2 separate regions of the Homo sapiens genome follow, and region 1 is linked to region 2. A link is an interaction called in ENCODE POLR2A ChIA-PET data of the cell type or tissue named here. Cell type or tissue: PC-3. All regions are shown on one strand. Each heading gives the region's core, and the rest is flanking DNA. Links, peaks and the distances in the headings are about the cores only.

Evidence for each region. Peaks named below come from ENCODE experiments on the same cell type or tissue, not always from the same donor. Only the 100,000 strongest peaks of a DNase experiment are listed, where the experiment ranks them.
Region 1: POLR2A ChIA-PET joins it to region 2 with 6 read pairs; 2 of 35 experiments call an interaction of 5 or more read pairs at or near these places.

What each region holds. Positions count from the first base shown.
Region 1 is chr5:115,925,276-115,933,616 of GRCh38, forward strand. No RefSeq gene overlaps it. Among named protein-coding and RNA genes, the nearest start is that of LINCADL, 27 kb to the right of the region's middle. RefSeq lists an enhancer at 4,678-5,877. In PC-3, for the core only: no CTCF peak of the experiment used is centred there; a DNase peak (open chromatin) is centred at 3,496; H3K27ac peaks cover 2,513 bases.
Region 2 is chr5:115,872,880-115,881,220 of GRCh38, forward strand. All of the region lies in intron 3 of AP3S1 (adaptor related protein complex 3 subunit sigma 1), which reads left to right. Among named protein-coding and RNA genes, the nearest start is that of AP3S1, 35 kb to the left of the region's middle. RefSeq lists a silencer at 7,615-7,812. In PC-3, for the core only: a CTCF peak has its summit at 2,750 (motif pointing left); a DNase peak (open chromatin) is centred at 692.

The DNA.
Region 1 (8,341 bases), core at 312-8,311, 53 kb after region 2:
ATCTTTCTTTTTGTTTGGTATCTGAAAAGTCTGAATCGTATGTTACCTGACAGAGAGCATCTATCACAAAGAGGTGCTTACACAATCAAATAGACAGAAAGACTCACTAGAATGTCACTCTGCCTCTGTTATTGGCCACTGCAGTGTTGGCACAATAGGAACTTGAGTAGAGAAGCCATAGTGACAGGGATGGAGGCTGCACATGGTCCTAACAGCAGGGGCTTCTGCTCACCAAGGCTGATTGAGCTACTGCTTGTGTCAAATATCCCATCTACCAGTAACAGAGAGCAAGGCTCAGCCCCTGATTCAGCACCTTCGCTTGAGGAAACCAGCCACTTGGTGGCAAGTAACTTTGGATGCCTTCCATCTTGAATAGGGAGCAAATTAATTCTGACTGGAATTGATACATATTCTGGATATGAACTTTCCTTTCCTGGCTGCATGGCCTCAGCCAACAACACTATCCAAGGACCTACAAAGGGTTTGATCCACCTACCTAGGATCCTACATAACCTCACAAAGGACCAAGGAATTCACTTTACAACAAAGGAGGTACAGCAGTGAATACAGATCAATGAGACTGATTGACTGGTCTTGTCACAAGCCCCGAAACCTAGAAGCTGCTAGATTGATAGAGTAATGAAATGGCCTTTTAAAGGGACACCTGAACACCAGCTTGGAGATGATACCTTGTGAAGAGGGACATATTCTATAGGATGTAACATATACCCTAATTATAACAAATATATGGTGCTGTGTCTCCAGTAGGTAGACTCCGTAAGTCGAGGCATCAAGAGGTAAAAGTAGGAGCGGCCCCACTTCTCCCAGTGATCCACTTGGGAAATTTGTGCTTCTGGTCCTCACAAGTCTAGGATCTATGGGTATAGAAGTCTTGGTTCCCAAAAAGGAAATGCTGCTTTCAAGCAGAACGAGAGTCACATTAGCTTTTAGTCTGCAGCTGCCTTCTAGTCCTTCTGGCTCCTCAAATCAGGAGACCAGTAGGCAAAGAAAGGAGTTTGCATCCACCGTTACTCCACAGCTCATTGAAGTCTGACCAAAAGAGTGTCTTTCAGAGTACCATAAATAGTAGCTATAATGGCTCATCTAGTGGAAATCACAGCCATTTTGGAGACAGATTTCATTAGGACTCTGCTACTACTGACAATACAGCTCACTCAGTGAGATGCCAAAACCAAAACATTTAACATACTCTGCCTCCTCACACTATATATATATATAGCCTATCAAGTTACCCACTGCATATATATATATATATATATATATATCCTATTATATACTAGGTAACTTGCCTGTGTAAGATCACAGGATTTGGGAAATATAATTTCTATGTTATAACTAGCTTCTATAATAGATTGCTTAGTAAAATGAATAGGATTGGGAAAAAGATAAAAAGGAACTTACTGATGGCTGGGTGTGGTGTCTCAGGCCTGTAATCCCAGCACTTTGGGAGGTCGAGGCAGGTGGATCATGAGGTCAGGAGATCGAGACCATTCTGGCCAACATGGTGAAACCCTGTCTCTACTAAAAAATGCAAAAAATTAGCTGGGCGTGGTGGTGGGCGCCTGTAGTCCCAGCTACTCAGGAGGCTGAGGCAGGGGAATCACTTGAACCCAGGAGGTGGAGGTTGCAGTGAGCAGAGATCGCGCCACTGCATTCCAGCCTGGCAACACTGCAAGACTCCGTCTCAAAAAAAATAAATAAATAAAAAGAAAATAAAAAGAAACTCACTGATATCCAACGTTTCAACCATCCACACCTTAACAAGTCCCTTTACTTTGAGCCCATCATAAAATAAACCATTGTCAGTGTTTGAAAGAATTCCATGTCCTGCATATCCGAGGGTGATTAATTACATGGCTTCTAGAGTCAAAACACGATTTCCAAACCTAGTTTGGTCTTTTAATTAAACCAAATAATCTCTGTAAGTCTGTTTTCTCATCTGTAAATAGGAATGCCAGTGGTACTTACCTCATAGAACTATTGTGATGATTACATGCCATATAGAGTGCTTAGCATGTGCCAAACACAAAGAAGTTCAGCATTTCATAAAATTGTGGCTTTTTTTTTTTTTAACTTACATGCCTTTGCCTCAGCAGTAAGACCATACAAATACAGAAGGAACAAGTCACTGGTTAGTAAATAGTTTTTCACTTTCAAGTGTTTGTTCCTTGGAACGTGCTCATCTGGAACCTTCTCTCTCTGATACCGTTCTTAACTACTCAAGCTCCCGAATTTTGGTGTGCTAAGACCTTTCCTCACCACTACGCCAGTCTCTCTTAGGGTTGGGGAGAGACTGCATATTGCAGCACAGAAATTAAGATCAGAGTATTTTCCACAGTGAAGCTGTTTTAGTTTGAAGGGGCAGAGGTTCTAATTTTTACATTTAAAACTCCCTTTGTAGTTTACCTTCCACTTCCTGGAGTTTATTTTTATAGGTACTTTTCATGTTCCAATGAAACCAGAAGAGATACTATACACAAACCTAAAAAACCTTTATTCTAGAATTATTAACAATACATATTCATGTTTTTCAAAGACCTCTCCCCCCAATATGGAGGCTAAAATAGATTATTTTCATATTCCATCCTTTGACACTAACCGCCACCACCACTCTATCCCTACCCCCACTCCAATGAGCTGGCCCTGTGAATGTGGCCTGGGCCTCCCAGAAAGTTGTCCCATGTTGGCTTTAATTAGATATTATTTCCCATACATGTGGTATATTTTATGCTAGTTATTTGTAGAAACAACAGACGCTGGTTACTGACTATTCCTTCTACCTTTAAGCTGCTTTCTAGTGCCCTACAATGGACCACATAGGATTAGAGACACTGGTAAAATTATTTTTTGCACAAAAAGAGCTTCTAAACAGCTTTATAATGTGGAAGTCATTATCTTTTCAGTTTTCACTGGACCAGTACTACCTATGCCCTGTTCAAATGATCTTTAAATGTACTTTAAATGTGATTGCAGTAAAATCTACCAAACTAAAATGCATGTTTAGATGACAGAAATTAGCTACCCTGTAGTTCTGGAGATTTGAAACAATTTGCAGATTTGCTTGTTTAGTAGTCTGGCAGTGGCAACCTGGAATAGGCCACCGTGTGCCAAGATGATCTTTTGCACATATCCACAATCACCACTTTCAGATTCACTATATAATACACTCTTTTTAATGCAGCCATCACTTATCAAAAGCCTAATTCATAAGAGCTTGTGATGTTTTACACCAGGTAGGAGAGGCATAGTTTTGGAGCACAGGGAGGACACAGCTGGGGAAGGATTTCAAAAGAGATTGAACTGCTGGACACAACTGACTGAGAGAAGATCCAGCCAGAGCAGGATCTTTCAACCTCTGCACTTACATTTTGGGCTGGATAATTCATCGTTGTTGGGGGGGTGTCCTGTGCATTGCAGGATGATTAGCAGCAGCATCCCTGGTTTCTACCCACTAGATGCCAACAACAGCCCCCCCTCCAAGTCGTAACAGCAAAAATATCTCCAGACACTGCCCAACATTATTATGACACCTATGAGTCAGGGTGCATCAGGTAATCGGAATGAGTCAGGGTGGAGCAGGTAATCGGAATGAGTCAGGGTGGAGCAGGTAATCGGAATGAGTCAGGGTGCATCAGGTAATCGGAATGAGTCAGGGTGCATCAGGTAATCGGAATGAGTCAGGGTGGAGCAGGTAATCGGAATGAGTCAGGGTGCATCAGGTAATCGGAATGAGTCAGGGTGGAGCAGGTAATCGGAATGAGTCAGGGTGGAGCAGGTAATCGGAATGAGTCAGGGTGGAGCAGGTAATCGGAATGAATCAGGGTGGAGCAGGTAATTGGGAATGAGTCAGGGTGCAGCAGGTAATTGGAATGAGTCTGGGTTGCAAAGCCAACCTCAGTTGAGAACTACTGACAGAGAGAATTCAGAGTTCTAGGGAAACACTTGGTATATAGTCTGTACTTTGTTAGGGCCCTGATGGCAGTGGCACCAACTATGAACTACTAAGAGGCATTTATCATATGCTGTCAAGAGGCTGACATTTAAAGCCCCTTTCAGTTGGATCCCAGTCTACACTTCTCAGAGTCTACTCTCTTCCTTGAATGCCAGTGTTAGATACTGATTAAGGGATTATGCAATCTATTTAGTGGGTCCTAACCAATATTTTTTAAAAAATGAAATAATGGAATAGAATAAAATAATACAGAAAATATCAATACATTTTGTGGAATAATACTGATTTGCAAGATTTTTTATTCTGTGTGTGTGCACAGCTGTATGTTTAGTCATATTGTTACCAGAAAGGAGTCCCGATCCAGACCCCAAGAGAGGGTTCTTGGATCTCGTGCAAGAATGAATTCAGGGCTAGTCCGTGGTGCAAAGTGAAAGAAAGTTTATTAAGAAAGTAAAGGAATAAAAGAATGGCTACTCTATAGACAAAGCAGCCCCGGGAGCTGCTGGTTGTCCATTTTTATGGTTATTTGGGGTGGATTATTCATGCCTCCCCTTTTTAAACCATATAGGGTAACTTCCTGATGTTGCCATGGCATTTGTAAACTGTCATGGTGCTGGTGGGAATGTAGCAGTGAGGAAGAGCAGAAGTCACTCTCGTTGCCATTTTGGTTTTGGGGGGTTTTGGCTGGCTCTTTTACTGTGTTATAAAGTTTCAGTGCCACAAAAGAAATAGTACTCGAAAATAAATGTTTGTTTTTAATTCTCAGCAAGGCAAGGTACTTCTATAGAAGGGTGCACCCTTACAGATGGAGCAACGATGAGCGCACACTTGGACAAGGGAGGGGAAGGGGTTCTTATCCCTGACGCACGTGGCCCCCGTTGTTGTGTCTTTCTGCTATTGGCCAGGGTTAGACCGTGCAGGCTAAACTAATTCTGATTGGCTAATTTAAAGAGATCGACGGGGTGAGTGGTGTGGCGGGAAAAATGGTTATGACAGAGCAAGTAATTGGAATGAGTCAGGGTGCATCAGGTAATCGGAATGACTTACGGCGGAGCCGGTAATTGGAATGAATCAGGGTGGAGCAGGTAATCGGAATGAGTCAGGGTGCGTCAGGTAATCGGAATGAGTCAGGGTGGAGTAGGTAATTGGAATTAGTCAGGGTGCATCAGGTAACAGGAATGAGTCAGGGTGGAGCCGGTAATCGGAATGAATCAGGGTGGAGCAGGTAATCGGAATGAGTCAGGGTGCGTCAGGTAATCGGAATGAGTCAGGGTGGAGTAGGTAATCGGAATTAGTCAGGATGGGGCAGGTGATCGAAAAAGGTTGCTTTACGAGGAAGTTAAGTTTAAAAGTAGAAGGCAAAAAATTGAACATACTGACATATTGATTCTTTGAAAAGAAATTTAGAACTCATATCTAACAATTGCAACCTGTTTTATCATCAAGGTCTTTATGACCTGTATTTTGTGCTGACCTCCTATCTCATCCTGTGACTTAGAATGCCTTCACCGTCTGGGAATGCAGCCCAGTAGGATTCAGCCTCATTTTACCCAGCTCCTGTTTAAGATGGAGTTGCTCTGGTTCACACGCCTCTGACAATATTGGATATTGATGTAAAATGTATTCCTTATCAAAAGTTGCAGTCAAAAAAGTTTGAGAATCCCTGTTCTATTTTAACATATCCCCTGGACATACACTTCTCTCCTAATGCCTAACATATCAGTGTCCTATTGCCGAAACAGATTATTACAAGTTTAGCAGCTCGAAACAAGACAAGTTTATTCTCTTGCAGGAGGTTAGAAATCTAAAATCAGTTTCACTGCTCTAAAGGCAAAGTGAAAGGCTGGTTCCTGGAGGCTCCAGGAGAGAATATTTTCCTTGTCTTTTCCAGTTTCTAGAGCTGCATTCCTTACATTCCCTGGCTTATGGCCCCTTTCTCCATGTCCCAAGTCAGGAGTATAGCATCTTCAAATCTCTCTCTGCTCCTCTTCATATTGCCTTCTTTTTCTCTGATCTTCTGCCTCCCTCTTCTAGGGCCTCCTGTGATTACATAGAACCCCCCAGGATAACCCAAGGTAATCTCCCCATTTGAAGATCCTTCACTGAATCACTTTTGCCAAGCACCTTTTAGCATATAAAACAACACTTACAAATTCTAAGAATTAAGACACGGACATCTTCACACGTAATGTGTGCTTTACTTTTGTGAGAAGCCCATTGTTCTCTGTACTGACTCAAATCAACCCCTCAATTAAGGCTTTCATCTCACTTCCCAGAATTGGACATGTTGAGTAAGAAAGGTCCTTATATTTCTAATCCATAAGATGAGGCTAGGCTAAATCCTTGGTGTTCAAGCTCCTTTTCTGAAGCTCTTGAAATTTTGGTTCACACAAAATTTTACTTGGTATGACAATATGTGAATAAGATGAAAGTTGAACTGCTCTGTTCCCCCATAGTGACCTGCCCAGTTTCTCACCGCAGAGCCATCCCACTTGCATCTATAGCTGTTAGAGCCAGGGAGACCTGAGAAATTTTCACATTAAACTCCTACCTTTGCTATGCAGAAAGTAATGGCTACAGAGGTGAAATAACTCTGTGGTACTGGCTCTGCTGTTAATCAGTGGAGTCATTGTCATATACTCTCTGAGACTCAATTTTGTTAGCTACGAAAATGAGCATTGAAAGACTTTGTAAAGAAGTGGGATGTGAGAGAGATTTTGAGAAGCATTTAAATTGGTAGGAAGGAGTAGGATATTATGATACGTAGAATGTTTAAGATAGTCCCCCAGATCTGTGCATCCTAGTGTACAAACCCTGAATAATCCCCTCCCCGTTGTGTGGGCAATGTGTGGGAATATGATACGACTTTACTTCTGTGACTAGATTACATTATGTGGCAAAGGTAAAGCGACTTTTGTAGATGTCATTAAGGTTCCTACCCAGTTGACTTTGAATTAACAAAGAGGAATATTTTCCTGGGTGGATCCAGTCTAATCAGGCAAGCTTTTAAAAAGAGGGTAGGGTCCAAGCATTTGGGGCAGGGAGAGATTTGAAGCAAGAGAGACATACTTTTGCTAGCCTCGGAGAAGCAAATAGCTATATTGTAGAGTGGGCCACATGGCAGGAAGCAGCAGCCTGAGATAGCTGAGGAGCTGAGAGAGATGCTCAGCTGACAGCCAGCAAGACAACAGAGGCCTTGGTCCTACAGCGGAATTCTGCCAACAGCCAATGAGCTTAGAAGAGGACCATGAGCCTCAGGTGAGATTGTAGCCCTGGACAACATTGGTCGCAACTTGGTGAGACCTTAGACAGAGGATGGATTCCAGACCCATGGAAAATTTGAGGTTATAATGGGAATTGTTTTAAGCCTGTAAGTTTATGGTAATTTGTTATACTGCAATAAAAAAGCTAATAACAGTATTCAAGGGATTCACCAGAGCAGAATCTAAACTATGCAGGTGTGGTATATGAATATGAATATTAAGTGATTTTATCCAACAACATGGAGGAATCTCAAATGCATATTTGCTCATTGAAATAAACCAGACCCCAAAGGCTGCATACCGTATGAGTCCTTTTAGATGACATTCTGGAGAAGACAAAACTATAGGGATGAAGAACAGTGGTTATCAAAGGTTGGGAATAAGGGAAGGAGCTGACTACAAAGGGCAGCATGTGCAAACTAAGGTAAGTGACCTGTTCTGTATTATGACTGTATGTTCTGTATTATAATAACATACAGGCTTATTAGAAACATGACATGCTGCTTTGACCAGCGTCACAGCTGCATATGGCGATCTGGATCATTCATGTGGCATGCATGCAAGTTCAGACTGACTGTGTTCCACTGATGGCCAAGGAGTCACCGGCATCACACACAGTTATCCAGTGTTCCTTAAGATAATATGACCCAATAGGGTAAATAAACGGGAAAAATGGTGTTAGTCATTCCTAACAGTGCGGTCATGGTAATCACGACTGGTTATTCTTTTGAGATGGGAAGAGTAAAGTATGGAAGCTAAAATCTGTGAGCCAAGGTCAAGTTTATGCAATGTTTAGCCACAAGGCTTATCTTTGAATGGCCTGTAAAGCAATAGTACTTACTCTCCAACAGTAAATGCCATGTCTTTTGACCTAGCACTTGCATGCTTGCTTTTATTCACCCCAAGTAAAAAATCCCAAAGAATTCCATCTTCTTTTAAAATTAAATTTAAATTATTCTGCAAAAACCTTAAAATGTTTTCCTAAAGCTTGTCTGCTTTGTAGATCCCTCCACTACTTTTCAGTACCACTAAATATAGTAGAACAAAGTTCTTAATGTGAAACTTCAAAGCTTATTTATGCCATGATGATACAAGTGCTTACTAT
Region 2 (8,341 bases), core at 50-8,049:
ATATAGAACCATGCTTTCTATTTCTCTGTTTCCCATGACTGAAGAGAGTGGTAGACATGCACACTATGTTCCAAAACACTGTTTTTATTTACCTGAGCCTAGCCACTAGAATTACAGGAAGAAAAACAGGAGAAAGTGTACCATTTCAAATTTAGTCTCTTATTGAAGAGAAATGTTGCTATTAAGAAAGACCAAAACAAATGTGTCTTTTCCTAGAGGTAAATCAGAAGTATTTTATGCTTGCGTCCTGAGATTAAGTCATCACCATTGATTATTATTTTGATGCTGTTGTTGATCTTCTTATGAGAAAGTAGTTCTATCTCCAAAGGGGATTAGATGGGGAGTTTTCAAAGAACAAACATGGTATTAATATATCATATCCAAAGTAAATTCTGTCATGTACTCGTGGAAAGTAGAAACTATCTTTTGTGTTTTGCAAAATTTTTTATCCATGCTTCACACGTTGATCACTTGTTTTGATATTAGATAACATACAGAAGAAAGGATTTCAGGAGGACTTTGTCATTTTCCGATTACTAAAGTAGGCTAGAGCTGTTTTTACAATACCCCTGAGTTACCACATGCTGATGTATTGTGTCACAAAAAAGAAGATTTCTGTAATTCACCTTATAGGTACTATGTCTGTCACTATCAGGAACATGTTGGAAGTTCTGTGGTTGTGATCTTTCCCCTTCAATTACCACAGTTCATTAAATACTGAAGAGGGAGTGTACTGAGCACACATGAGTCAGTCACTTTAAAAAACATCAGTTGAATAAACAAAGATGGAAGTGCATAGCTTATTATTTCTGCTTCTGTTTCATCAAATAGCTATTCAGAGAGAACTGATTTTCTTAATTTGTTCATCCTCTAGTTTTTAGAAAGGCAATTTTAATGTAAAAAGTAAAAGTGGAAAATTATAAACCAAGAGAGTTTACATCAAAACCTCTTGGTCTTGCATATTCTTTTAGAGAACAGATCAAGAAAACTCAATATGTAACTATTAAACCTATGCTTATAATTTTGATATTTTAAATATCAAAGTGATACCATTCATATAACTGGAAGCATATATTTTAATGCAGAGAGTTAGTGTCTCTAAGGTATGCATATGTTGTCCCAAATATGACTTTGTATCTGTATAAAATCTGGGAGAAGGCATTATTAATAAATTCGTTATGGAATTTACACCGCTATTCCACCAGTACTGAATTTACATTGGTAGTCCACAGAATTTACACCAGCTACCCAAACGAATGATCAGTTTTTGTTTTCTTTTGTTTCTTTTTAAAAATTCCTTGTAAGTTTGGAAAAAAGGGGTGGACTTTTTTTTATTGATATATACCATTTTAGTGTGATATTAACTGCTATGTATGCCATATATGCTAGAGTTAATAGCTAGCTTTTTAAGGAGTCCTTTCTGTTGTAGCATATTGTTATTGGAAGTGTTAAAATATTTACAGGATGAGAATAGAAGTTTATTAAATATTAATGTTGGGTTGAGTTATTTATAAGCAGTTGTATTGTCCTTAATTAGTTTATTATGCCAAGCTGATAATGGAGGCATATAAATTCACTGGATAATTCCAAATCTCTGTTACAGTTTTCTGTACCACATGTAACAGTAATCAGAGCATCAGTCTTATTCAGTTGTAGCTAGATTAAAAAAACAACAAAATTGAGAACTAACAGCTAAACTTTCTTTAGGTTTAGAAAGATACGTTCTGACCATGTTGTTAGAATGTATATTTAAACTGGAGCTCCATATATAATATTTGTTATTATTACAGTACTGTTAAACTACCTTTTGAGGAATTATTTTATTCATGGCTGCTAATGCTCATTTAGTATGATGTTGAGCAAGTTATTTATTCTTTATAGACCTTAATTTTTTTTTTAACTTTACATGCTTGTTTCAACATGTTGCCTACAGACAAGAGGTTGTTAGAAAGACCTGTGAATTAAAGCTATCTATTATCTTGTAGTGGTTAAAACCATTTAGCTCTGCCATATACTATGTAATTTTGGCAAGTTATTTAACCTCTTTGACCCTAACTTTCCTCATCCACAAAACAGGGATAATAATAATAACACCAATTCACAGAGTAGGTGTGAGCGTTAAAAAAAGATATTTCATGTGAAACCCATGACTAAATGATTAACATTTCAGTGGTTTTTAGCTAACATTATCACTAAAGCATATATTTGTAAGAAAGGCATATAAAATATTATTTTGTTAGTACACAAACTGAAGTAAATATGTTTTTTTTTAATCTTTCTGACTTTCTCATTGTTAGAAGCATTTTTGAATCTTTTTATCCTATATGTTGTTTGATGGCTTGGAATGAATTTTATATGACACATTTATGTGATAAGAAATAGTCTTCATTGGGGAAATTTATAAGCCAAGAATACTTAAGTGAGGAAAGGTCTCTGATCTTCCCAGCATCACCTGGCAAATTATGGCGAGGTAGGTACTTCTGACCGACTGAATATACAGTGGTGTGCCGATGAAGGCCCACCCAATTATGGTTCTCATCTATCATGATGGTAGGCCTGAAAGCACACTTGGTGGTGGGGTGACAGATACACTGTTTAAGCCTTGGGCTATGTAGGTTTGGGTACCACCTGTTTTTTAAAATTGCCTAGGAAAACCGACTGTCCAGCACTTGGAAATTGTGGGAATTTGCAACTCTCCTGTTGGAGATGAACCAACTCTTGGTCCCAGAGGAAGATGAGTTTCTGGTGCAGTTCCTCCTGCTGGAGCAAGAGGGATTCCTGGCCTAGCGAGCTTATTTTCCAGGCACTCAAGTGAATGCCCAGGATCATTTTAGGAAAATTCTGCCTCCTACATTATACTGTATTACCAGGTTATTTAAAACTTTCTGTTTTCAGTAAGATTTGTTTCTCATGTATTTTTGGGCAACCCCCAGTTTTTTTAAAATAGTTTGGGTCAGATTGTTAGAGTTGTGCAGGATTCCTAAAATTATTTTCCTGTGTTATTTTCATGCTTGAGAAGTCTGATTTCCAGCAATTGCAAATATAATAATTCTCAGTTATTTACATTGCTATTTGTGACAAATCCTGGTATCAAATTTGATGATAACTGCTTTTCTAATTTACATGTTTCATTGATGTCTTAGCAGTTCTTTTAGGAGGCATCATGGCGTCAGGTTTAGAGTGTCAGGGTGTTAGAGTCAGGTAGTATGGATTTGAATCTTGGCTCTGTCACATAACAGTTATATAACTTTAGGCAATTACTTAACCTCATCTGTCCCCAGTTTTCTTTTTTGTAAGTGCTGATATTCATACTTATCTCACCAGCATTGTTGTAAGAATTAGAACTAATTTATATAAACAATCAGCAAATGGTCTAGAATATAGTAGACACGCTTTTCTTAGTTACTTCACAGTAGTGAAGGAAGTAGTTTAGAACTCAAGTGCTTAAAGTCAGAGTTTTGGAGCTGGAAGTGACTTAAAATTTATTTTCTTCCCTTCAATGTAGGTTTAAGAGAAAAACTCAGGTTATGTTGGTCTTTTTCTTTGATTTAAGGTAAATTCATCATGTCCTAATGTAGAATGGTTGGTTTTCAGGAAGGAATTGGACATGGTGGAGAGACTCCCCAAATTTAACATTAACCACAGTACAGCTATTAACCCAAGAAATTAACATTGATACACTACTATATAATCTGTAGGCCTTGTTTACAATTTGCCACTTGTCCCATTCAAATGTCCTTTTTCTCATTCTGGATGTAATTCACACATTCCATTTAGCTGCCATGTCTTCTTAATCTCCTTTACTGTGTAACAATTCTTTAACTTTGTCTTTCATTCATGTCTTTCATATACTGATCCTTTTGATGAGTACTAGCCAGTTATTTTGATATTCCCCAATTTGGGTTTGTTTGATACTTCTTAATGATTTAGATTGTGCATTTTGGGCAAGAATACCACAGAAATAATGTTATGTCCATAGTGCATCATATCAGGAGGTATATGATGTCCATTTGTTCCACTACTTGTGATATTTGTGATGATCACTTGGTTAAGTTTGAGTCCAACAGGTTTATGCACCATAAAGTTTCATTTTCCCATGGTGCTAGTATTTTTATGGGGAATATTTGAGACTATGTAAATATACTTTTTCTAGTCATATATTTGTTAATTCATCTTAATATCTATTGATCATTCTTACCTAAAAGAATTATTAATATTTATGGTGTTTACCAAATGGTGGGGTTTTTTTCTATCATACCTCAATATTTAATAGTTGAAATTCTCCTGTGAGGAAAAGCTTTGTAATATATATATATTTTTATTGTACTTTAAGTTCTGAGATACATATGTAGAAGGTGTAGGTTTGTTACATAGGTATACACATGCCATGGTGGTTTCCTGCACCCATCAACCCGTCATCTACATTAGGTAGATGTAGGACAGCATTATCTTCTAATGCTATCCCTCCCCTAGCCCTCCACCCCCTGACAAGTCCCGGTGTGTGATGTTCCCCTCCCTGTGTCCATGTGTTCTCATTGTGCAACTCCCACTTATGAATGAGAACATGCAGTGTTTGGTTTTCTGTTCCCGTGTTCGTTTGCTGAGAGTGATGGTTTCCAGCTTCATCCATGTCCCTGCAAAGGACAGGAACTCATCCTTTTTATGGCTGCATAGTATTCCATGGTGTATGTGTGCCACATTTTCTTTATCTACTCTATCACTGATGGGCATTTGGGTTGGTTCCAAGTCTTTGCTATTGTGAACGGTGCTGCAGTAAACATATGTGTGCATGTGTCTTTATAGTAGAATGATTCGTAATCCTTTGGGTATATACCCAGTAATGGGGTTGCTAGGTCAAATGGTATTTCTGGTTCTAGATCCTTGAGGAATCACCACACTGTCTTCCACAGTGGTTGAACTAATTTACACTCCCACCAACAGTGTAAAAGCGTTCCTGTTTCTTCACATCCTCGCCAGCATCTGTTGTTTCCTGACTTTTTAATGATCGCCATTCTAACTGAATGAGATGGTATCTCATTGTGGTTTTGATTTGCATTTCCATAATGACCAGTGATGATGAGGTTTTCTTCATATGTGCGTTGACTGCATAAATGTCTTCTTTTGAGAAGTTTCTGTTTATATCCTTTGCCCACTTTTTGATGGGATTGTTTGCTTTTTCCTTGTAAATTTGTTTAAGTTCCTTGTAGATTCTGGATATTAGCCCTTTGTCAGATGGCTAGATTGCAAAAATTTTCTCCCATTCTGTAGGTTGCCTGTTCACTCTGATGATAGTTTCTTTTGCTGTTCAGAAACTCTTTAGTTTAATTAGATCCCATTTGTCAATTTTGGCTTTTGTTGCAATTGCTTTTGGTGTTTTAGTCATGTAGTCTTTGCCCATGCCTATGTCCTGAATGGTATTGCCTAGGTTTTCTTCTAGGGTTTTTATGGTTTTGGGTCTTACGTTTAACTCTTTAATCCATCTTGACTTAATTTTTGTATAAGGTGTAAGGAAGGGGTCCGCTTTCAGTTTTCTGCATATGGCTAGCCAGTTTTCCCAACATCTATTAAACAGGGATCTTTTCCCCATTTCTTGTTTTTGTCAGATTTACCAAAGGTCAGATGGTTGTAGATGTGTGGCATTATTTCTGAGGCCTCTGTCCTGTTCCCTTGGTGTGTATACCTGTTTTGGCACCAGTACCATGCTGTTTGGGTTACTCTAGCCTTATAGTATAGTTTGAAGTCAGGTATTGTGATGCCTTCAGCTTTATTCCTTTTGTTTAGGATTGTCTTGGCTGTACAGGCTCTTTTTTGGTTCCATATGAAGTTTAAAGTACTTTTTTGTAATTCTGTGAAGAAAGTCAATGGTAGCTTGATGGGGATAACATTGAATCTATAAATTACGTTGGACAGTGTGGCCATTTTCACGATACTGATTCTTCCTATCCATGAGCATGGAATGTTTTTCCATTTGTTTGTGTTCTGTCTTATTTCCTTGAGCAGTAGTTTGTAATTCTCCTTGAAGAGGCCCTTCACATCCCTTGTAAGTTGTATTCCTAGGTATTTTATTCTCTTTGTAGCAATTGTGAATGGGAGTTCACTCCTAATTTGGCTCTCCGTTTGTCTATTATTGGTGTATAGGAATGCTTGTGACTTTTGCACATTGGTTTTGTATCCTGAGACTTTGCTGAAGTTACTTATCAGCTTCAGGAGATTTTGGGCTGAGACTATGGAGTTTTCTAAATATACAATCATGTCATCTGCAAACAGAGACAGTTTGACTTTCTCTCTTCCTCTATGAATACAGTTTATTTCTTTCTCTTGCCTGATTGCCCTGGCCAGAACTTCCAATACTGTGTTGAATAGGAGTGGTGAGAGAGGGCATCCTTGTCTTGTGCCAGTTTTCAAAGGGAATGCTTCCAGCTTTTGCCCATTCAGTATGATATTGGCTATGGTTTTGTCATAAATAGCTCTTATTATTTTGAGATATGTTCCATCTATACGTAGTTTACTGAGAGTTTTTAGTGTGAAGGGGTGTTGAATTTTATCAAAGGCCTTTTCTGCATCTATTGAAATAATCATGTGGTTTTTGTGACTGGTTCTGTTTATGTGATGGATTACGTTTATTGATTTGCGTATGTTAAACCAGCCTTGCATCCCAGGGATGAAGCCGACTTGATTGTGTTGGATAAGCTTTTTGATGTGCTGCTAGATTCGGTTTGCCAGGATTTTATTGAGGATTTTCGCATCAATGTTCATCAGGGTTATTGGCCTAAAATTCTCTCTTTTTTCTTGTGTCTCTCTCAGGCTCTGGTATCATATCAGGATGATGATGGCCTCAAAAAATGAGTTAGGGAGGAGACTCTCTTTTTCCATTGATCGGAGTAGTTTCAGAAGGAATGATACCATCTCCTCTTTGTGCCTCTGGTAGAATTCGGCTGTCAACCTGTCTGGTCCTGGGCTTTTTTTGGTTGTTAGGCTATTAATTACTGCCTCAATTTCAGAACTTGTTATTGGTCTGGTTCAGAGATTCGACTTCTTCCTGGTTTAAGTCTTGGGAGGGTGTATGTGTCCAGGAATTTATCCATTTCTTCTAGATTTTCTAGTTTATTTGCGTAGAGTTGTTTATAGTATTCTCTGATGGTAGTTTGTATTTCTGTGGGATCAGTAGTGATATCCCCTGTATAATTTTTTATTGTGTCTATTTGATTACCCTTTTCTTCTTTATTAGTCTGGCTAGTGGTCTATATATTTTGTTAGTCTTTTCAAAAAACCAGCTCCTGGAGTCATTGATTTTTTGAAGGGTTTTTCATGTCTCTGTCTCCTTCAGTTCTACTCTGATCTTAGTTATTTCTTGTCTTCTGCTAGCTTTTGAATTTGCTCTTGCTTCTCTAGTTCTTTTAATTGTGATGTTAGGGTGTCGATATTAGATCTTTCCCGCTTTCTCCTGTGGAGATTTTAGTGCTATGAATTTCCACTGAAACACTGCTTTAGCTGTGTCCCAGAAATTCTGGTACATTGTATCTTTGTTCTCATTGGTTTCAAAGAACTCATTTATTTCTACCTTAATTTCATTATTTACCCAGTAGTCACTCTGGAGCAGGTTGTTCAGTTTCCATGTAGTTGTAAGGTTTTGAGTGAGTTTCTTAATCCTGAGTTCTAATTTGATAGCACTGTGGTCTGAGAGTCTGTTCATTATGATTTCTGTTCTTTTGCATTTGCTGGGGAGTATTTTACTTCCAATTATGTGGTCAATTTTAGAATAAGTGTGATGTGGTGCTGAGAAGAATGTATATTCTGTTGATTTGGGGTGGAGCATTCTGTAGATGTCTATTAGGTCCACTTGGTCCACAGCTGAGTTGAAGTTCCGAATATCCTTGTTAATTTTCTGTCTTGTGGATCTGTCTAATATTGACAATGGGGTGTTAAACTCTCCCACTATTATGTGGGAGTCTGAATCTCTTTGTATGTTTCTAAGAACTTGCTTTATGAATCTGGGTGCTCCTGTGTTGGGTGCATATATATTTAGGAAAGCTAGCTCTTCTTGTTGGGTTGATCCCTTTACCATTATGTGATGCCCTTCTTTGTCTTTTTTGATCTTTGTTGGTTTAAAGTCTGTTTTATTGGAGACAAGGATTGCAACCCCTGCTTTTTTTTTTGCTTTCCATTTTCTTGGTAAATATTCCTCCATACCATTATTTTGAGCCTGTGTGTGTCTTTGCACGTGAAGGGGTCTTCTGAATACAGCACACTGATGGGTCTTGACCTTTTATCCAGTTTGCCCATCTGTGTCTTTTAATTAGGGTATTTAGCCTGTTTACATTTAAGGTTAATATTGTTTTGT